Linked DNA regions of Homo sapiens: region 2 is linked to region 1. Evidence: chromatin loops called from intact Hi-C (ENCODE). Cell type or tissue: PC-9. All regions are shown on one strand. Links, peaks and the distances in the headings refer to the core of each region. The heading gives the core; the rest is flanking DNA.

Evidence for each region. Peaks named below come from ENCODE experiments on the same cell type or tissue, not always from the same donor. Only the 100,000 strongest peaks of a DNase experiment are listed, where the experiment ranks them.
Region 2: it touches region 1 in a loop (5-fold over the local background); 3 of 110 quality-filtered maps call a loop at or near these places.

The regions. Positions count from the first base shown.
Region 1 is chr1:203,696,777-203,708,016 of GRCh38, forward strand. ATP2B4 (ATPase plasma membrane Ca2+ transporting 4) reads left to right here. Exons shown (of 21, transcript NM_001684.5): 3 at 1,381-1,578; 4 at 2,684-2,941; 5 at 3,430-3,555; 6 at 4,022-4,147; 7 at 5,268-5,303; 8 at 6,876-7,037; 9 at 10,233-10,447; 10 at 11,086-11,240. Among named protein-coding and RNA genes, the nearest start is that of SNORA77, 27 kb to the right of the region's middle. In PC-9, for the core only: CTCF peaks have their summits at 5,472 (motif pointing left) and 5,672; no DNase peak of the experiment used is centred there.
Region 2 is chr1:203,482,071-203,493,310 of GRCh38, forward strand. It overlaps PRELP (proline and arginine rich end leucine rich repeat protein), which reads left to right. Exons shown (of 3, transcript NM_002725.4): 2 at 1,099-2,087; 3 at 4,636-9,282. The coding sequence starts at 1,115. The coding sequence ends at 4,811. Among named protein-coding and RNA genes, the nearest start is that of OPTC, 6.5 kb to the right of the region's middle. RefSeq lists an enhancer at 9,390-10,188. In PC-9, for the core only: CTCF peaks have their summits at 5,484 (motif pointing left), 5,863 (motif pointing left) and 6,064; a DNase peak (open chromatin) is centred at 5,851; H3K4me3 peaks cover 913 bases.

The DNA of each region.
Region 1 (11,240 bases), core at 1,683-9,682:
GTGTGTGTCATATATCTGTGTGGTATGTATTGTGTATGTGGTTTGTGTTTGGTGTGTATGTGTCTGTATATTGTGTATAAGGTGTGTGATGTGAGTGGTGTATGTGGTTTGTGGTGTGTATGTGTCTGTATAGTGTGTGTGGCATGTGGTGTGTGTACACACAGGTATGTAAGCAAACGTATGTTGGTAGGGAGGATGCTGCTAATCAAGTACTGCGTGGCATCTGAAAACTTTGTGGCCCCACCTTTCTTGTTCTCTTTTTATTCAATCTGAGTAGTAGTACTTCCCTTAGTACCTACTTAGTCCTTAGTAGAATGGTAGTATCTCTCAGTGGTGTGTGTTTGTGCCTCTGTGAGTGTGTGTACATGCATACACCTAGGCACACAGGTGTGTATATGTGTGTGACAGAAGAGGGGCACATGTGCTTAAAGGGAATGCCCACAAGTTATAGTCTTAAAGACTCTGCCCTGATGCTCCCCTAAAGCTCCTGGATCTTAGAATTAGGACACATGTGTGGGCTCTGCCTCCATCTTGCATGACCTTGAGCAAGGAGCTTGTTCTTCCTGGCCTTTGTGTGTGAGCCAATGGATGGCAGCTCACTCTGCTTTTAAATCACTGCAGCATTTACCTGTTAATATGACATAAAAGTTCTATGTGAATCCCAAGAACCACTTTAATATTTAATGTTCTCAGAGCTGGAGCCTGGGGCATACTCAATCAGTAGCAGATAAGATTTTATGTCTGGTTAAGAATTTATCCAGCTTATACTTGTTACTAAGATAAGTGAGTGGTCCCATGGCTGACTAGTTTCATTTTGCCCATTTTTAGACTGAAAGTTCCACCCTCTCTAAGTCCTGGGCAGATTAGGATGGTTGTCTCTAACTGGATCTCATACTTGAGCAAATCAGGAAGGAAAGGGTCTTTTTTATTTATTTTATTTTAGAGACAAGGTCTCATTTTGTTGCCCAGGCTGGAGTGCAATGACGTGATCACTGCTGCTCACTGCAGCCTCAAACTCCTGAGGTCAAAACAATCTTCCCACTTCGGCTTCCTGAGTAGCTGTGACTACAGGTGCACCACATCATGCCTGGCTAATTTTTGTCTTTTTTGTGGAGACAAGGTTTCACCATGTTGCCCAGGCTGGTCTCGAACTCCTAAACATAAGCAATTCACCCACCTTGGCCTCCCAAAGTGCTAGGATTACAGACGTGAGATACCATGCCTGGCCTCTTTATTTTATTTATTTTTGAGACAGCGTCTCTCTCTGTTGCCCAGGCTAGAGTGTAATGACATGATCATGGCTCACTGCCACTTCAAAACTGCCTTTTATCATTTTCCTTTTTTCCTACATTCATTCATCCACTCCTATCTCCTTTTCAGGTCTGTCTGGGAACCCTGCAGATCTGGAGAAACGTAGGCAGGTGTTTGGACACAACGTGATCCCCCCCAAAAAGCCCAAGACTTTCTTAGAATTAGTGTGGGAAGCTCTTCAAGATGTCACGCTTATCATCCTGGAGATTGCAGCCATCATCTCCCTGGTCCTGTCCTTTTATCGCCCTGCTGGTGAAGAAAATGAACGTGAGTGTCCTAAACAGCTCAGCGTGACTCTTATCTGGGTTCTTTCCACCACCACCACCAAGCGCTTAGTATTGGTGGCTGACAGGTTATAGCTTAAAACATTTCCCCCATTATCCAGAGTGGGCTTTCCAAAGGAAACCAAGCAGTAGCTACTAAGCTATTCTTCCAACTCATCCTTATTCCAAGGGTTCCTCCCCACCCCACCCTCACCCTCTGTCTTCTATTAAATCCTTTTTCGGAATGTCAGGAATCCTCTACCCTTTTAAGACATTTTATTTATTTATTAATTATTATTATTATTATTATTTTAATGGAATCTTGCTCTGTCACCCAGGCTGGGTGCAGCAGCTTAATCTGGGCTCACTGCAACCTCCTGGGTTCAAGCAATTCTCGTGCCTCGGCCTCCTGAGTAGCTGGGATTACAGGCGTGTGCCATCACGCCTGGCTAATTTTTGTATTTTTAGTAGAGACAGGGCCTTACCATGTTGGCCAGACTGGTATCAAACTCCTGACCTCAGGTGATCCACCCGCCTTGGCCTCCTAAAGTGCTGGGATTACAGGCGTGACCCACTTGCCTGGCCTATTTAATAATTTTTACAACATAGAGACAAGGTCTCACTATGTTGCCCAGGTTGGTCTCAAACCCCTGGGGTCAAGCGATCTGCCTGCCTTGGCCTCCCAGAGTGCTGGGATTGCAGGTGTGAACCAACACCCCCAGCCAGGAATTCTCTACCCTTATCCAACCAACAAAACCCTACATCTCAAAGTGCCCCCTGCCACCAATTGTCTGGCATGATGGGAAACAGTAGTGAAAGCCTGACCATGTTGGGAACCATAAGTGTGACCTTACATGTGACTTCCCTAAATTTGATAGTTTGTACTATTTAGTCATTTGCCTCTTTTGGATTAACATAAATAGTTACACTAGTGATAAGACAATACTCAATCCTGCTATCCTCTGATATCCTCTTCCAGCCAACAGTTGTATTTGCTATTATTCACTTTTCCTGACTTTCTATCTTGGGGTGATTGTGGAAGCACTACTCCTATTTCTTAATGTCAACAAAAGCCCTTCAGTGACTATTTCTCTCCCTTCCTGGGATAGTGTGTGGTCAAGTCGCAACTACCCCAGAAGATGAAAATGAGGCACAAGCTGGCTGGATTGAGGGGGCAGCCATCCTTTTCTCAGTGATCATCGTGGTGTTAGTGACTGCCTTTAATGATTGGAGCAAAGAGAAGCAATTCCGGGGGCTGCAGTGCCGCATTGAACAGGAGCAAAAGTTCTCCATCATCCGAAACGGTCAACTCATCCAGCTCCCTGTGGCTGAGATTGTGGTTGGTGATATTGCCCAAGTCAAATACGGTGAGAGCTCCGTGTTTCTTTTGCTTACCCCACCACCACCCCCATTTAAGGGATAGGTCCTTTGGCATGAGGGGGCTGGGAATTGCTGAAAACCCAAAAAGATAAGATCCAAAATTGTATTCACTTCTAGGTTAGAGTTTAAAGAGGTTGTGGGAAGCCATTTCAGAAAGGAGTAGCTGAAACTCTGTCGCAAGATTGTCAGACTTGTACCCTGTGTGTCTTAGGGTTAAAAGTGTATAACATTCAGGCCATGGAAAGGTGTTGGGGATGAATAAGAGTTTGAATTTATAATGCCTGGAAAGCAACCTTCTCCCAGATTGTACAGAGCTGAAGACTTGTAAAGAGTCTCCATGTACTCTCGGCCATTGCTGTCTAGATAGGGCCCATGGGAACAGCCATGAGATAGGGTTGAAGGAGTTGGAGGACCCTACCCTCAGCCAGTCTCTTACTATCTCCTTCACTGTCCCTCCTTCCCCTTTGTGCTCTAGGTGATCTGCTGCCTGCAGATGGAATCCTGATCCAAGGGAATGATCTGAAGATTGATGAGAGCTCTCTGACAGGGGAATCTGACCATGTCAAGAAGTCCCTGGACAAAGACCCCATGTTGCTCTCAGGTATAGGCCCTGGCTGCCCAAGTTCCCATTTACCTCCCTGCAAACACCTAGGCCACAGGATCCAGACCCTGTTCTCTCCTCTGACTCTGTCCCATCTCCTTCCCTGGGGTTCAGCTGGGGCAACAGCATTTTGGTGGGTGGAATACAAGGATATCAGGCAGCCTAAATGAAGTTTTCCATGAAACAAGTGTTATAAGGGCCTTGAAGGGGCTTTGCTGGTTGCAGGGGTGGCGGGGGCAGGAGGGAGGGCTTACCCTAAAGCGGTTAGACACATTTTCCTCCTTACTCCCAATTTGTCTGGTCTGTTTTAAATGCGCCCAGCTCTTGACCTTTTCCTACTGTGCTAAGCACATCATTATCCATGGGGTAGGGAGGAGTATTTTTTCTTCTAAGTTTGTGTTTCATACCAAATCATGTCTAGGTATTAAAAAACCCATTCCTTCCCATCTTCTCCTTTCCCGTGTAGGGACCCATGTCATGGAAGGTTCTGGCCGGATGGTGGTGACAGCTGTTGGTGTCAACTCTCAGACTGGAATCATCCTTACTCTCTTGGGGGTCAATGAGGATGACGAAGGGGAGAAAAAGAAGAAAGGTAAGGGGCATCTGGAATGAGATTCTCTTTCCTCTCATCCCCATGGACAAACAAGGAAGCGAGGGAGCAGATCTGGATAGAAAGCATGGTTGGAAGAATCTGCTGCCATGAAGAAAGCAGATATCCAAACTCCTTGCTGAGATAAAGATGTAAATCCTTGGCTCCAGGGAGCTCTGATGAAAACCAGATCCTGGCTCTAGGCTCCCAAATCAGGTTGAATTTGAGCCTTGATTTTTATGTCTAATGGTAGCTTGTAAAGGGATGAGTTATAAAGCCTGCCCTAAATAAACTGGCTAGGTGCTGGTAGCCCCAAATGCCTTCCGTGTACTCCCCCTCCTTCCCCAACTTTCTTCCTCAAAGATGGGGGGTTAAACGAACCATCAAGACTAAGAGAAAATTGGCCAGAAGAGTAAAATAGATTTCTGCCGAAACTGTAGGCTCTCAATGGAAGAGACACACAGCTAGAAGAGTAGGAACAGTTAGTTCAGTCTTTGCCACTCAGTTATTCCTGAAGGAAAGAATAAGAGGGAGAAAGAGGAGAAGATACTAAAACCAAGTCTACACGTTTCCCTAAGCATTCCTTCTTCCCTTAGGGGAGAGAAGGTTTCTACCACTTGGCTGGAGAATCATCTTGAGCTGTTTAGTGGAGGACAGTTTATGAAAAGGAAACAAAACACATTCTCTCAGGAACTAAATAATTCATTTCTGCAGCTGCCTGCAGATGAATAAGGGGGAAGCTTGCCTGGTGCTGTTGAAGTAACACGGAGACACCTTTCAAAGTCTTTGCCATCAGGCAGAAACGGTTCAAACCTCTCACTTCCTAATCCCCACCCCATTTTTCCAAGCAATGTGACTCAGGCCAGGAGCAAGAGAAAGCACCTCAGGTATGAGTATGCACTCACCTACATGAGCGTTTTGGTGGATATCCCGAGGATTCATGACAGCCTCTAGCAAGAATGAATGAAAACAGAGATGTGAGCTTCCTTTACATTTATGTCCCTTCCCTGCAACCCAAACACTTTGCTGTTGTCCTTCTGGGCTCTGAGCAGGACCAACAAATTGGATCTCTTAATAGTTACTTTGGGTTTCGACCCCACTTTTTTCTTTCTTGTTCAAACAGGTAAAAAACAAGGAGTCCCTGAAAATCGCAACAAAGGTAACCTCTCCAACTACTCATTTACCATCTCTACCTGCCCACACTCAAACCAGACCTTTCCAGGCCATCTTCCTTCTCCCTTTTCCTCTCCATAAATCTGTTATCTGCTGCTGTGGCTCAGATGCCTCATCCTGAGGAAGGTGCAGAGATTTTTGGGGTGGTCTCAAGGTCCTGATCCCAATCTAAGATGGGACAACAGCACCCTCTGCTGTTGGCTCACAGAATGTCATGTCAAGGTTTGTCTTGGGGAGTGTGTAGGATTGATCTGCTCTTCCTAGGGAGCTGAACTCTGCTTCATTGACCTCAGCCTGATTTAAACACCAACAGTCATCAGTTTCTGGGTTGGAAGACTTCAGGGTCCTCATGGTGGAGGGAGGTGGGGTGGGTAGTCCCTGCACCGTCCTCTTGCTAGCTTCCTCATAAGTGTCCTCTTCTGGTCTGGATCCCTTCTCTGCTGGTCTTCTCAGGGGTGCTTGGAGAGAGCCCTTTCTCTGTATCTCTCTCCCCACCTCCCTTCTTTGTTCTTGCCACAGTCTGTTTTCTTCCTCCTGATCTGATGTGTGTGTCTCTTTTGGTGACTGTGTTCACATTCTGTCTCCGTCTTCTTGTTTGTGAGTCTGACAGCAGGGACTACTCAGGAAGGGTATCCTAAGCAAGGGGCTGAGCCCTATAGCAGTGAAAGTGGAGTGGTGCTGGGAGCCAGCAAGAACTACTGTCTTGTGACGCTCCTAGAGATTTGTTTTTACTTTGTAACCCACATCACAGCAGTCTTTAGAAATAAAGTCATCACATTGGAAAACCAGAGCTAAACAGAAATAATTCTTTAATTTTAGGTCTTTAACTCTTCTTTTAAAAGCAAAATGGATTTATATGTCTCTCTTTATCCCTGCTTTCTCTTATTCCAGGAGGTCCCTCACACCAGCTTCTTCCCTCTTCCCCAAAAGACTTAACCCCAGGTCCCACTCTGTATCTCTCTACCTTTGTCAGGCAGGGAAGAAAGGGAATTTTCTTTTCCTATCCTCAACTGCTAGAAGGGGCTGGAAAATACCCTGGGTCTGGGGGTATGTGTTTCTTCCCTGACAATCGAGAGAGAGAGAGAGAGAGAGAGAGAGAGAGAGATAAACCATTTAACAGAGCAATCTTGTGCTCCAGAAACATCTGCCAACCCTCTCCTTCAGCCCCTTTCTGCAGTAAAGATTCACTATTTTAAGCACTGAGTTCCAGGAAGGATGGTTGTTTTAATAGTGCTTAGTGACATGATTAATCCCCTTGCTGGAATAAACCTAGCTTGGGACTCTGAGGTAGTACCAGGAAGCTGCCACTGAAGAAGAAATCCATACCCTAAAAGCACCCCAGTTTCATCTAAACTCATTAGAATATTATTCCAAAGGCCCTAATAGAGTGTTGAAGGCAAGTTCCATGTCTAGCATGGGTTGGAAGTGGTCGGAACTGATGTCAGGGTCCAAGGTATATTCCGGGAAAGAGACAGGAAGGTTTTCTGGTTTCCACCTGCCTGCCACTCAGTGCTACCACCTTGCCTGCTCACCTGTCCTATTTGTGTGTACACTCCAGCAAAGACCCAAGACGGAGTGGCCCTGGAAATCCAGCCACTCAACAGCCAGGAGGGAATCGACAATGAGGAAAAGGACAAGAAGGCAGTCAAGGTGCCTAAAAAGGAGAAGTCAGTGCTGCAGGGCAAGCTGACTCGCCTGGCTGTTCAGATTGGGAAAGCCGGTGAGTAGGGTAGAGCCTCGTTGTGGTTTATCAATGTTGTCTTGGATCCTCATCACTTTTATCCCCTTCTTTCTGCACCGACCGAGACTGGCAGAAAGAAGCTGAAACTTCAGGGTGGCTAGTTGGGGCTAGGCGGCTGTTTCCCTATCTCCGCCACTGTTTGGTCGCTCCCTAGGCTTTTTCAGAGAGAAATGTTTTCCTGTGTGTAAGGGTTAATGGCCCTGAGATCTCTTAATCCAAATGAATGAGAAACAAAGAGCATATATTACAGCAGGGGAGATTTACATTAGCAAGAAGGAAGACTTTAATAACTGCTTACCTGTCTCTTGCTTTGGGTTGTAAATTCCTTAAAGATAGAGAAGGCTGCAGCTTGCTACAGGCAATTCTCTAGCATAGGAGTAGGATCTGGCTAAGCACAGAGCAATAAATACCAAGTAAGGACTGGAGGAAGAAGGAAGGCTGTGGTTACAGAGGCTCTCTCCAGAAGAGAGGTAACTAAATAATGCACTCTGCATATGAGGAAGTGGCTTCTCCATCACTTGCCTCTACATTTTCCTGTCTCACCACCTTCTTTCAATGGAGGGGGAGAAAGGGGAGTGGGAAGAAGAAATAGAAGATTGCTACTTTAGTGGACATATCTCTCAAGGAACAGTCTTTTTTTTTTTTTTTTTTTTTTTTTTTTTTTGAGATGGCGTCTTCCTCTGTTGCCCAGGATGGAGTGCAGTGGCACCATCTCAGCTCACTGCAGACTCTACCTCCTGGGTTCAAGCGACTTTCCTGCCTCAGCCACCCAAGTAGCAGGGACTACAGGTGCACACCACCAAGCCCATCTAATTCTTGTATTTTTAGTAGAGATGGGGTTTCACCATGTTGGCCAGGCTGGTCTCGAACTCCTGGTCTCAAGTGATCCGCCCACCTCGGCCTCTCAAAGTGCTAGGATACAGGCATAAGCCACCGCACCCTGCCAGAGAGTAGTTTTTTACCACTGTTTATTCTCTGATTCCACCTTTCTGTTTACCACAATCATAATCAGCACATCTCTGCACTTTATACAGCTGTATACAACTTACCTCGGGTTCTTGTTAAAGTGTAGATTCAGTTCAGGGGGTCTGGTGTGGAGCCCGAGATTCTGCATTCCTAATAAGCCCCCACAGGATGCCAGCACCGCTGATTCAGTTTGCACACATTGGATGGCAGGGATCTATGCTGCCCACCATAGCAGCCACTCACCACATGTGGCTGCTGCAATTTAAATTAATTAAAAGTAAATAAAGTTAAAAATCCAGTTGCTGGGGTAAATTTTAGTTGGTCACGAGCCACATGTGCTAGTAGTGGCTGTCATATTGGACAGCATAAATAGAGAACTTCTTAAGCGTCACAGAAAGATCTATTGGACTGAGTTGGCCTAACCTCTTCATGTCCATTCTGGTACCCAGCTAATTTTAACTACTGTGAAATCTCTTGCATATAAACTATACATGGATGAGATGAATTGCAGGTGCAGAATCAAACACACAGGTTTGAAACATTAAATCTACCCCACCTAACCCTTGTACTATTCTCCTAATCCTTGCCTTGTTGTTGTTGTTGTTTGTTTGTTTTTGAGACAAAGTCTCACTCTGTCACCCAAGCTGGAGTGCAGTGATGCAATCTTGGCTCACTGCAACCTCCACCTCCGGGGTTCAAGTGAGTCTCCCGAGTAGCTGGGATTACAGATGTGCATCACCATGCCTGGCTAATTTTTAGTAAAGACAGATTTTTGCCATTTTGGGCAGGCTAGTCTCAAACTCCTATCCTCAAGTGATCTGCCCCTGGACTCAAGGAATCCCATGGCCTCAAGTGATCTGCCGGCCTCAGCCTCCCAAAGTGCTGGGATTATAGGCGTGAGCCACTGTACCTGTCCCCTGCCTTGTTCTTCTTACAGAGTACAAGCTACCTGATGGCTGGCCACTAGTCTCCTCTGTTGCTTTATTTTATATATTAGGCCAGTCCAGGAATAGGGTGAGGCAAGTCAGATGCTTTCCACCACCTGGAGAGTGAGTTCCTTAAATTTTGCACTCTCAGTGGCTTGCTTCTCCACCTGAGTCCTGGCCCTAATCAAGCAAAGAACGGAAGAATTTGCTTTCATTGATATCATCATCTCTAGCCTTGCTTGGAGGCCCCCGAATCATCAGGCCCTTGGGAAAAGCAAAAACCAAAACCAGATAATGATTTAAAGCAGAGCTTTTCCCAAATATTGTGCCACAGTTAGGGACAGTTGTCCCCAGATATTGATTCCATCAGCCCTCAAAGCATCCAGGCAGCACCCATGGCAATCAGAACCCCTAAGCCAGTCGGTTTTGACCTTGAGCAGATTCTTTCACGTACTGTAATGTGTAGGGTAACCAACCATCCCAGTTTGCTTGGGATTTTCTCAATTTTAGCAAAGCCCCACATCCCTGGAAACTGTTCAGTAGTCTCAGGATGGTTTGGTTACTCTACCAATGGGCCATACCAAAGACTTCCCAGTACTTTCATTTCCTCATCTTTAAAAAGGCGGTAATAATAATGACCTATTTCACAGGGTTGTGAAGTGCTTGCCTGGCCCACAGCAGGTGCCCACATAAGTATTTACTATTATTGGCATCTTCTATGTGTGCCGTGACAAGAGAAATCTTGGGAAGCACTGTTCTAAGAGTTAGTCATGCAGGTGATACACTAGCACCATAGAGGCATTGTTGTAAACAAGGTGTGAATTGTCCAACATTCAGAGGTTAGTAGAGGAGAAGTCAAAATTGATAAACTACTATGAAATGGACAAGTACAGTCATGACATTATGAATCGCAGGGAGAGGGTGGGCGTGGAATAGGATCATAGAAAGCTGTTTCAGGAAACAGATCAACCCCCTGATTTATGAATGAGGAATTTGATCTAGGAAACAGGCCCAGAGAGGGTCAATGACTTGTCCAAAGCCACAAGTCAAGTTAGTGCAGTGCTGAGAATAGAACCTGTGTCTTTGAAATACGAAACCACTGTCTGTTCCCTATGCTATAATGTACAAGCAACAGAGAATGGGGGGGATTTTAGTAAGTCTTCCTGGCGATGGTGGTTTTAATAATTGGCAACAAAGGCTACAACTGATGCCAATCTATCTCTGGCTAGGGCCCTAGGACTGCCCTCCAGCCTGGGTTCATATGACTTGTTTCTCTGGACAGGTCTGCTCATGTCTGCTCTCACGGTTTTCATCCTGATTCTATACTTTGTGATTGACAACTTTGTGATAAATCGCAGACCATGGCTCCCTGAGTGTACTCCCATCTACATCCAGTACTTTGTCAAGTTCTTCATCATCGGCATCACTGTACTGGTGGTGGCTGTGCCAGAGGGGCTGCCTCTGGCTGTCACCATCTCACTGGCCTACTCTGTGAAGGTGAGACTAGAACAATCCTATCTCTTCCTTTAGGATAGAGATGGGAGAGAAGGGTACCATGTAACCTTTAGTGAAAAGATAAGCCATTCTATCATCTATAAACTTTGGCTGGTGCCTCACAAGAGCAGAAGTCCCTGGTATTATGGAAGGACCATCTCTGTCAGATGCATCAATGTTGAAATGACCCAGCAGAATCTTAAGAGAATGACAAAAATGGTATCTTGGATTTTTTTTTTTTTTTAAGACAGAGTCTCATTCTGTCACCCAGGCTGGAATGCAATGATGCAACCTCCGCCTCCCGGGTTCAAGTGATTCTCGTGCCTCAGCCTCCCAAGTAGCTGGGATTACAGGTGTGCACCACCATGCCCAGTTACTTTTTGTATCTTTTACAGAGACAGGGTTTCACCATGTTGGCCAGGCTGGTCTTGAACTTCTGACCTCAGGTGATCTGCCCGTCTCAGCCTCCCGAAGTACTGAAATTACAGGCATGAATCACTGCACCCAGTCAGTATCTTGGATTTTTGTGTGGGACTGGAAGATGAAATGTGGAGAGATGTTGGCTAGGAAATGGCCTTTGACCTAGATTTAGGAGAGTCCAGTTAGTCCCCCTCTCAAGTCTTTTCTCTTCTCCTTTGTAGAAAATGATGAAAGACAATAACCTAGTACGGCACTTGGATGCTTGTGAGACCATGGGCAACGCCACCGCCATCTGCTCTGATAAGACAGGCACGTTGACCATGAACCGCATGACTGTGGTACAAGCTTATATTGGGGGCATCCATTACCGTCAAAT
Region 2 (11,240 bases), core at 1,856-9,855, 210 kb before region 1:
GAGTTGGAAAACCACTAGGTTATAGGATCTTTAAGGACCTTTCTGGATTTAACCAGGACGCTAAGGTTCATACATCCTAACATCCCTCTCATGAAGACACTGATGATTTTCTCATGCTGTGAATGGGAGGACTGAGGGCCAGAGTGGTTAAGGGTCTTCTCTGACAAGCCCCAGGACTCCTGACTCGGAGTCCAGTGTGCTTTCTTTCTTTCTTTTTTTTTTTTTGAGAAAGAGTTTTGCTCTTGTTGCCCAGGCTGGAGTGCATTGGTGCAATCTCGGCTCACTGCAACCTCCTCCTCCTGGGTTCAAGCGATTCTCCTGCCTCAGCCTCCCAAGTAGCTGAGATTACAGGTGTCCAACACCACACCCTGCTAATTTTTTGTATTTAGTAGAGATGGGGTTTCTCCATGTTGGTCAGGCTGATCTCGAACTCCTGACCTGAAGTGATCCACCCGCCTTGGCCTCCCAAAGTGCTGGGATTACAGGCTTGTATGCCACTGTCCCACCAGCCCCAATGTGCCTTTTTTTTTTTTTTTTTTTTTTTTGAGATGGAGTCTCACTCTGTCACCCAGGCTGGAGTGCAGTGGTGCAATCTCGGCTCACTGCAAACTCCGCCTCCCGGGTTCACGCCATTCTCCTGCCTCAGCCTCCCAAGTAGCTGGGATTACAGGCACCCGCCACCACGCCTGGCTAATTTTTTGTATTTTTAGTAGAGACAGGGTTTCACCGTGTTAGCCAGGATGGTCTCGATCTCCTGACCTCATGATCTGCCCACCTTGGCCTCCCAAAGTGCTGGATTACAGGTGTGAGCCACCGCACCTGGCCACCAATGTGCTTTCTACCAGCATGTCCCCCGCCCTCTTCAGAGCAGGCTCAACACATCGAGTGGCTAAGCCAATGGCCAGGGAATCCAGAGCCTCAAGCCCTTGTTATTCCCTTACCTGCTGGGTACAGGCAAACAAGGAGATGCTTCCACAGCTCCCTGAGCTCTGCCCATCTTCCCTAGAGCTCTAGTTCTGCCCAACTCTGGCTTCAAAAACATGACAACTAGTTACTGAGGGCCCAAGGATAATGACCTTATGTGTCTTCTCCCTGCAGGTGCATCACCTGGATCATGAGGTCACCCCTCTGCTGGCTCCTCCCACTTCTCATCTTGGCCTCAGTGGCCCAAGGCCAGCCAACAAGACGACCAAGACCCGGGACTGGGCCCGGGCGCAGACCCAGGCCCAGGCCCAGGCCCACACCCAGCTTTCCTCAGCCTGATGAACCAGCAGAGCCAACAGACCTGCCTCCTCCCCTCCCTCCAGGCCCTCCATCTATCTTCCCTGACTGTCCCCGCGAATGCTACTGCCCCCCTGATTTCCCATCTGCCCTCTACTGTGATAGCCGCAACCTGCGAAAGGTCCCTGTCATCCCGCCCCGCATCCATTACCTCTATCTCCAGAACAACTTCATCACTGAGCTCCCGGTGGAGTCCTTCCAGAATGCCACAGGCCTGCGATGGATTAACCTGGACAACAACCGAATCCGCAAGATAGACCAGAGGGTGCTGGAGAAACTGCCCGGCCTGGTGTTCCTCTACATGGAGAAGAACCAGTTGGAAGAGGTCCCCTCGGCCCTGCCCCGGAACCTGGAGCAGCTGAGGCTGAGCCAGAACCACATCTCCAGAATCCCGCCTGGTGTCTTCAGCAAGCTGGAGAACCTGCTGCTCCTGGATCTCCAGCACAACAGGCTGAGCGACGGCGTCTTCAAGCCCGACACCTTCCATGGCCTCAAGAACCTCATGCAGCTCAACCTGGCCCACAACATCCTGAGAAAGATGCCGCCCAGGGTCCCCACCGCCATTCACCAGCTCTACCTGGACAGTAACAAGATTGAGACCATCCCTAACGGATACTTCAAGAGCTTTCCCAATCTTGCCTTCATTCGGCTTAACTACAACAAGCTGACAGACAGGGGACTCCCCAAGAACTCCTTTAATATCTCCAACCTGCTTGTGCTCCACCTGTCCCACAACAGGATCAGCAGTGTGCCCGCCATCAACAACAGGCTGGAACACCTGTACCTCAACAACAATAGCATCGAGAGTGAGTGGGGTGGGCCGGGGCGGGGCCGAAGGCAAGGAGGTTGGCTTGTGTAGCACTTCCACCCTCTCTAGGGAGACTCAGGGTGGGGTGGTATAAAAAGCATCCACTTTGGCACTGGACTTCAATTCATGGCCTTGCCACTTGCTATCTGGGTGACCTTGAAAAGATATTTGACCAGTCTGGGAAGTTTCCTCATCTGTAAAGTGAGAATGGTAACAATATCTTCTATCACAAAGGTGATATGAGGATGTAATAGTTTAATATGGAGAAAGTGCCCAGAATACCATACTTGGAGGGTCATAGGTTTTCTTCCTCCATTCTTCCTCAGCCCCAGTTCCTTGGCAACTGGATCTATAGGTAGGGTAGACATGGAATATACTCCTGGACATTCTGCTAAAAACAGAACAGAGACATTTAAATACCTATCCTGAAATGTCCTGGGTCTGCCCTCTGCAGAAACCTGCCCCTGTGGGAAGATGCTTCTTCCCAAGCCTGAGCCTGGGTTTTGATTCAGGGTATGCAACTGGTAAAAATGTGGCAGTCAGGAAAAGAAGGTCTGCATGCTGGTGCTTTCTGAATCTATCTGGAAGGGTGCGATGTTTAGGTGCACTTAAGGAAGAGTTTGCCTAAGTGACATTTACAGGGTTCTGGACTTGGAGTATCAATTGCAGCCCAGGAGAGGAGGCTGGAAGTTGCAGTTTTGCTTCAATCAAAAATTTCAGCTCGGAGCAGAGCATTAGCAGAAAGGTTTAGAAGTGAAATAATATTTTCTGGTCCTTGAACAAAATCAGCCTACATTCACAGAAGGGATGCAGCAGCAGAAGGGAAGAGAGGGATTGAGGGAAAAGAGAAGGACCCCTAGAATGATATTTGGGGATCCTTAGGTTCCAAACCAAAGAATGAGATGGAGATTGTTGGTGTCTCTACCGACACCAACAATGGGCGAATAGATCGTTCACTCATTTGGGATAATTTCAAGAAGTAGGGGAGGATTTTTTTTTTAATCTTACAAAAAAAAAATGGGAAAAGGGGAAGACTGTATAATTTTACCCTGGAGACAGCACACTAAAATAAAACACATTACCCCCAGGAAGCTATGAGGCCAAAATACAGACAGAAGGGATACCTTGATTAATAAATGGCTGATAGGTCTCTACCAGATTGTGGAAGAACAGGTTGCTGGAGGATATCCCAACCTTCTAAGGTTGAAGTCAGAGAACTCACACCTCACCCACATGAGCCCACCCCATCCAGCCTGTCTCCTGTGCCTTTTACCCGACAGAATGGGCTGAGTGGGGCCTAGGTCAGTGGGGTGATTACGTTCTTCACAATGACCATAATGCTGCCACTGGTACTGTCTTTAAACAGCTTACAAAATGCCTTTGCCAACATTCTCTCCCCTGATTACAGGGCAGGCACCACTCTTACCATTTCACAGATTGAAGAACTCAGCATGAGGGTGGCTAGGCCACAGCCCCAAGCTCATAAGAGAAAACCCCCGTGTCAGGGCCCTTCTGCTACTCCAATGGCAAAGAAGAAAGACGAGGAAAAGGAAGAGGAAGACAATTACAATGAAGATGATGCCTACTCTTCCTCCTCCTGCTCCTCCATAAATGATAAGTGAGGCAAGGCTTAGGGAGAATAAAACAGTTCATTTAAATGCTGGCATGCCTGGTGCCACAGGCATCCAACAAGATGTGATGGAGGAAATGGAATCTCAGGCCATGGACCCTTCAGAATCAGTAGGCTCATCATGTCCCGGGGGTTCCGGAGCTCTCCCCAGATCCTCTTTCCTCTTCCTGTCATCCTTATTTCAGTTACCATCTTTTGCCCATCCTCATGTCTCACATCCAATTCAAAGGAAAACCTGCAGAGTAATTTTCACATCCACCTACTGGCTTCAGATCTCACCTTACTCCATTGCTTCTCCACAGTGTAGCCGGATTATCTTTGTACAGCATAAACCTGAACATAGGGATCTCTAAGGACCCTTCCAGATTTAACGCTCCAGGATACCATGGTTCAAGTATCCTGTTAATAACATCGCTCTCACAAAGACAGTCCTGTTCACTGCCATTCCTCAGACCAGAGATCAAAAGCCTCTTAGTGAAAGCCTAACTACCTTCCCAGCTTACTCTCCTTAGTACATCACATTGGGCACTATTACTATTCCCAGATTCGCCCACAAGCAGAATTTTGGCCTCCACAACTTCATTCAAACAGATTCCTCTATCAGAACACCATCCCCCAGGTCTCCACCTGTTGTAATTCTACCTATTCTTGAAGGCCCAGTTCAAAATTTACTTCCAATTCTCTAGAGTTAACTTGCAATAACAGTTGTTGATCAATTCCAACTTAATTCATTTTACAAATGAGTAAACTGAGCCTGGAGGTCAAGGCAGCTCATCTATGATCACACATTCCCAAAGCTAGCCAGTTTCAGAGAGAAGTCTACAGTCCTTGCTCTCGGGTGTCTTCCCCCTTCCCCTTCCTCATCTTGGCCGCCAGCCTCCACTCCCTTCTGATTTCTCGTCTTCTTTTTCCGTAGAAATCAACGGAACCCAGATTTGCCCCAACGACCTAGTGGCGTTCCATGACTTCTCCTCGGACCTGGAGAACGTGCCACACCTGCGCTACCTGCGGCTGGATGGAAACTACTTGAAGCCGCCCATCCCGCTGGACCTCATGATGTGCTTCCGCCTCCTGCAGTCCGTGGTCATCTAGGCCCTACTCCGCCACCGGATCTGCTCTGACCGCACTTGAAGGCTGGGGCCCAGGCACCTGTGCCGGCCATTCGTTTTCTCTCTCTCCCTTTCTTTCTCCCAGCTTTGCCTCCCTTATCCCACCCTCGAGGCAGGGAAAAGCCATCTATTCTTCTGCAGCCTCAGGAGCGAGACTTCAAGGACTCAGTTTGGTTCCACCCAGTTGAAAGACACCCAGTGCACACCCAAACTCCTGGCCTTCTGTGGTTTCCCTTTGCTCCAGAAACACAGATGTGTCTAAAGACTTGGTGTCCCCTTCTCTCTCCTCCCCCACCCGCCACTCCTGGGTACATCTGGGCCGTGGACTATCTGATCTTGGTCCTGGCCGAGCAAACAGCCCGGAGGTAAGGTTCAGAAAGTCCCCCTGGGGACTCCTCCATCTTCGGCAGCTCTGGCTCAAAGAGGCCGAGAAACCCAGTTCTCCTGGGCCAAGGATCCCTTCTGGCAAAGCTGCTGCTCCGCCGCTTGGTTCCCCGGCACCAGACATCGCCCTGGCCCTGCTGGCCCGGGTATCGGGAAGGAGGAGCGAGGGAATGACGGAGGTAGGGTGCAGGGTCAGGGCTCCCGCAGGGGCCTGCATCTGGCCAGCAGGACACAGGGATGCGCAGGGCGCCCCCTTCTGTTCCAGGGTGAACATAGCACACGCCCTCCTGGCTGGGCCTCAGGAGGAACAGCCAAGGAGAAGAATGGCCCAAGGAACTAGGAAGCAGCCATGGGAGAGGGGAAGGGTTCAAGCCCGGGATGGGCCCGCGTGACGTCGATGGGTCCTGCGGCCCCCTTGCCCAACCTCGGGTTTAGGGAGGAGGGTTCACAGTGTTTTTGTGGGGGCGGGGGAAGGAAGAGGCAGCCCCGCCCCCGCCATCTGTTCTCCATCAGTGTGCGCGGCCCAGCCATTTCCACCCTCGGGAGGCGGCTCCTGAGAAACAGGGAGGAAGGGGCGGAGCACCTGGACGTCTCCCAGAAGCCCCTCCACGTTTGAAAATGCGCCTCCTCCTCGGAGACAGACGCATCGGTGCCACCTAGTGGCTGGTGGGAGTAACAGCTGGTCCCAGTCTTGCGCCTGGCCCTCTTCCTGGGGTGATTTTCCTCGGTGGAGGAGGCCCGTGGGGTCCCAACACGGAAGAGCCATGGGCCGTGTGCATGGTGTCGCTCTCCTCTAGGGTCTAGCGGGCACAAACGTCCCCAGGCTGGGCTCATTCCCATCGTGAGTGAGCCCAGGTGAGGACATAGTCGGCTCCCGTTTGTTGTAGGCCCTTCCCAGGTGCCTTCTCAGCTCCCTCATCTGTAAACCGAGGAGGTGGATAAGATGCTCCCGGCCGGGCGCGGTGGCTCACGCCTGTAATCCCAGCACTTTGGGAGGCCGAGGCGGGCAGATTATTGCCTGAGCTCAGGAGTTCGAAACCACCCTGGGCAACATGGTGAAACCCCCGTCTCTACTAAAATACAAAAAAATTAGCCAGGCATAGTGGCGCGCGCCTATAATCCCAGCTACTGGGAGGCTGAGGCGGGAGAATCGCTTGAGCCGGGGAGGCGGAGGTTGCAGTGAGGCGAGATTGTGCCACTGCACTCCAGCTTGGGCGACAGAGTGAGACTCCGTCTCAAAAAAGAAAAAAAAAAGATGCTCCTCTGAGGTCCCTCCGGCGCTCATGTTCCGAGTCTGCAGCTCCACACTTTAAATCATACTCGAATGCAGGACAAGTCCTAAATATTTGCCCCTTCCCTTGCAGTAATTTATTTTCTGTATGGACTGTCCCTCCCCCAGAGGCTTCCCCACCCTCCATTGCCTGGCCCAGGTGAGCAGCTTGGCAGGTCTCCAAGTGGAACCCGGTCCAGACAGGGCTGCCTCGACTTCACCTTTCCCCCTAACTTCCTCCAAGGGATGCTGCCCCTTCTCAGCCCCCTGCGTGTGTATATTGGTGGGAGGCATAGAGGATGGATGTTCTAGAAATGAGTAAGACACAGTGCCCACCCCCAAGTTAGGATGAAAAAAGTTCCAGAGGTTTTTAAGAAATTGGATTAAGCTGGGTCCCTAACTTCAAGAAATTCCCATTATGCTCCTTCTCACCTTTCTTTTTTGCTAATTATGGAAAATAGGGCCCATTTCATCATAGCCTCCTTCCCCCGTGCTCCACTACAATCGCCGCATTCTTTCTAGCTGCAGCTGGTTTCTTCAAGGCTCCTGCTTAAAGTCCACACGTTATTATGGCCGAAAGCAACCTGGTGCTTCGGCCTGGATAAGAGCCCCTTCTGCATCTTATTCACAGCTTGCAGCCTCAGCCCCTTTGATGAGGCCCTCAGGGGAGAGGTCATTACCTTGATCCTGCAAACCCAGACTCGTTGAGCAGCAACGCAATCACCATCATCCCACTGCCCAATCTAGAATATGTCTGCTCTCCTTTGCTCTCTGCAGCTGTAAGCCAGAGGGGATTCAAGGTAAATAGGCTTTACAGGCTCCCCTCCTCCAAACACACACAGAATGGGCTGGTTTCTTTCAAGTTTAAAAAAAGCCCCCTTCTCCATGCACAAGTTCATTCCCTCCATGCTGTCGTCATCGACATATACAGGTGTGTACGTAGGTGTATGTGTGTACTCTGCACGTATATCTCTTCTGTCTTGAAGACCCTGTTAACTTTGTGAAATAACTTCCACATTTCAACACACTTCACAGTACAGGAAATAAAGTAATATGAAAAACACCCTGCGTGAACTCAACGGTGTGAACAGGTCAAGAATAACACTTCAAAGTCATCTTGCCAGCCAGGCGTGGTGGATCACGCCTGTAATCCCAGCACTCTGGGAGGCCAAAGCGGGCAGATCACCTGAGGTCAGGAGTTCAAGACCAGCCTGGCCAACATAGTGAAACCCCTTGTTTACTCAAAATACAAAAATTGGCTGGGTGCGGTGGTACATGCCTGTAGTCCCAGCTACTTGGGAGGCTGAGGCAGGAGAATTGCTTGAACCCTGGAGGCAGAAGTTGCAGTGAGCCGAGATCGCACCACTGCACTCCAGCCTAGGAGACAAAACGAGACTTCATTTAAAAAAAATAAAAATAAAAATAAAAATAAAGTCATCTTGCCACCCACCCCCTACCATTGAGCCACCATGCCCAGCCCCAAAGCCTCTTAATTGCTCTAACAAGATGAGTGGGGAAAAGATTATACTCTTAAGAAATTCCTACGAAAGCTATCCAAAAGCCTTTTCTTTCCTCTTTTCTTATTATTTTTAAATAGAGGCAGGGTCTCATTATGTTGCCCAGGCTGGTCTGGAACTCCTGGCCTCAAGTGATCCTCCCACCTTGGCCTCCCCAGAGTGCTGGGATTACACACGTGAGTCACCATGCCCAGCCCCAAAGCCATTTCTTGAAGAATTTCTCGCAAACTCACAACCCTCATGAAAAATTAATCCTCAGTTCCACGAGACTGCCCACCCACAGACAAAAAAATATATATATTCCTAAAGTCGGACCAGAAATCTGACAGCTGCCTTTGAAACCCAAAGCCTCGGGTTCTTTCAAGCTACATGTACTAAATTGTCGAAGGTCTCCCAGGAGCTCTGTACTGAGGCAGACACAGAAAGACACAAAACGGTCGTCTTTCCTGCCCAAGTAAAGCTTACAGACTAACTGGGGAGATGTAGTGTGCATACAAAACAGTAAAAGAGCCATCTCAAGGACAGAGAGCATAGACCAAGTCATCTGGAATGGTCTACATGCCATGCGGAAGTCCACCGAAGGGTTAGAACAGGGTGTCCCAGACTCTCTCTTCTGAGGGAAGGTTGGTTGCAAAAGTGGGATTCATGACCCTCCCAGGCTACACCATCTTCTTTAGAATGAGAACTGCCAGGTGACGCCCTCGCTGCTCCTACCTGGCTACTAAACATCGACTTCGGTTCACTTCACGGATGTTCAGTGGATATCGGTCACATGCCAGGTCCCCAGCTACGCATTCAAGGATGGATAATATACATAGCAGCACATCCTTGAGGAACTCATACCTTGGTAAAGGGAAAGAAATCCATGAATGGATACCTCTGTGTCCTAAGTGTTTGTAATAATGCTGTGTGTCAGGCCTCTGAGCCCAAGCTAAGCCATCATATCCCCTGTGACCTGCATGTGCACATCCAGACGGCTGGTTCCTACCTTAACTGATGATATTCCACCACAAAAGAAGTGAAAATGGCTGGTCCCTGCCTTAACTGATGACATTACCTTGTGAAATTCCTTCTCCTGGCTCATCCTGGCTCAAAAGCTCCCCCACTGAACACCTTGCAACCCCCACCCCTGGCCACCAGAGAACAACCCCCTTTGACTGTAATTTTCCATTACCTACCCACATCTTATAAAATGGCCCCATCCCTATCTCCCTTCGCTGACTCTTTTCGGACTCAGCCCGCCTGCACCCAGGTGAAATAAACAGCCTTGTTGCTCACACAAAGCCTGTTTGGTGGTCGCTTCACACAGACACGAGTGAAACTACTGTGTATGAACAGTATAAAGGAAAGGGCTTTTACCTCTACCTGAGGAAAACCAGAAAGACTCCTACCATGTGAGCTGGCTCTTAAGGGATAAATCAGATTTTGCCAGGTGGATGAAAGAAAAAAAGACGCCACCTGGACAGGAAACAGCATGAGTACAAAGGTAGGAAGGTGTGGAGTCTACCCTGTGGGGCTTGTGTGTCTGAAAAAGAGGAGAGGGTCATGTTCCGGTCATGGAGTGGAGTTATGTGGCTACAAGCCCTCAGCAGGGGATATACCCCTGTCATCCAAAACACAGGAGGGTTCCTGAACTTCCCCGCCTCTCTCTCCCTATCCATGAAAAGGGCAACAACAGGGTTGGCTGGTCAAACTTCTGTCCATACCACCTGCCGCCTCCGATTCATCAACACGCCTTTTGCCTCTCCTAATGAGAGATTAGGATTAGGACGCCTCCCCCGCCTCCTGCTTCCTTTGCCAGGCTCTTGGGGAGCTGGGCTGCCTGGAACAGCAGTCTGCGGGGTTAGCCGTTTCCCCCACCAGGTCACATGTACACATCCATGGACAGCCCCTAATATTCATGAGAACAAGAGTGTGTGACCTGTGAGCTTGGGAAAGCAAGAGGAGAAGTTGGGAGAGGGTCTAGGATGCGAGCCTGAGTCTGGATGTGGCTCCTGCAGGGAGTGGGGGGAGCAGGTGTGTATGCATTGGGGAGGAACGATGGTGGGGGTGTGGCAACCAAGCAGGGATGGCAGGAGCGTATGTCTCTGGGAAAGCAGGGAGGGAGAGTGGGAGCAGGCGGCAGGGAGAGTGAATGAACACTCGCATTTGCATTTCTCCCAGGAATAAATGTGTGGGGTGGGAGCGGGGAGATTGCCTAGGCTGGCTGTGGGGGTGGAGGGCCTCTGGCTGCAAAGCCCAGGCTGTGGAGAGAAGATGGAGGCATACAGCCCGCCAAATGTGCCATCTGCCTACTGGATGCCCTCCAGGATCCAGGGCTATCTTTCCCTCCACCCAGCAGAGCCTCTGATGGTGTCTTTTCCCAGGTGGGGGGCTGCCAGGGGTACAAGAACATGCTCTTCTCTGGTGACCAGGCTCTTGGGCTGAGGGAAGCCCCCTCTTGCACCAGCTGGAGCCCAGGAACACAGCAAGCCAAATGCTGCCCTCGAGGGCCAGGCTATTAGATCTGCCTCTTCACCTGGTGTGCCAGGGCAGAGATGAGTTCTGCCAAGCCATCTGCTCTGAGGGCCTGGAAACACACGGATTCAGGACTCCTGGGGAAGAAGGTGGAAATGGGGAGGGTCATATGAACTAAAGAAAACTCTCTGACCAGGGAGTCAAAAAATCTAGGCATTGGCCCTGGCTCTGTGTGACCTAGGGCAAGTCACGTCACCTCTTTGGGCCTCACTCTCCTCATCTATACCACAAGGACTTGGACTAGATCTTTAGGGGGCCTCACAGCTGGAATTCAGTATCTGGTTGGTGGAAAGGAGTAGGGAACAAGGAGAGTCACTGAGAAACCTGGGTGGGCGCCAGGGCACAGGCTGGCAGAAGCTGGGGAAGACTCCTTAGCCACCCCACCTCTGCCTTCAGCAAGGACTTGCTCGGCAGCCTGCTCGAGGCACCAAGGAAAGGGGAGTGTTTCCAGATGAATGCCGTTGGCCCTCTGTATCTGTGGGTTCCACATCCGTGGATTCAACCAACCACAGATTGAAAATATTCAGAAAAAAAAAAAATTCACAACGTTCCAAAAAGGAAAACTTGAATTTGCTGTGTGCCAGTACTATGTGGAATCCATGTGAATGGAGTGAGGTGTAAGCATTGTGTTTGGTGTTATAGGTAATCTAGAGATGATTTGAAGTACACAGGAGGATGTGCGTAGGTTATGTGCAAATTCACCATTTTATATAAAAGACCTCAG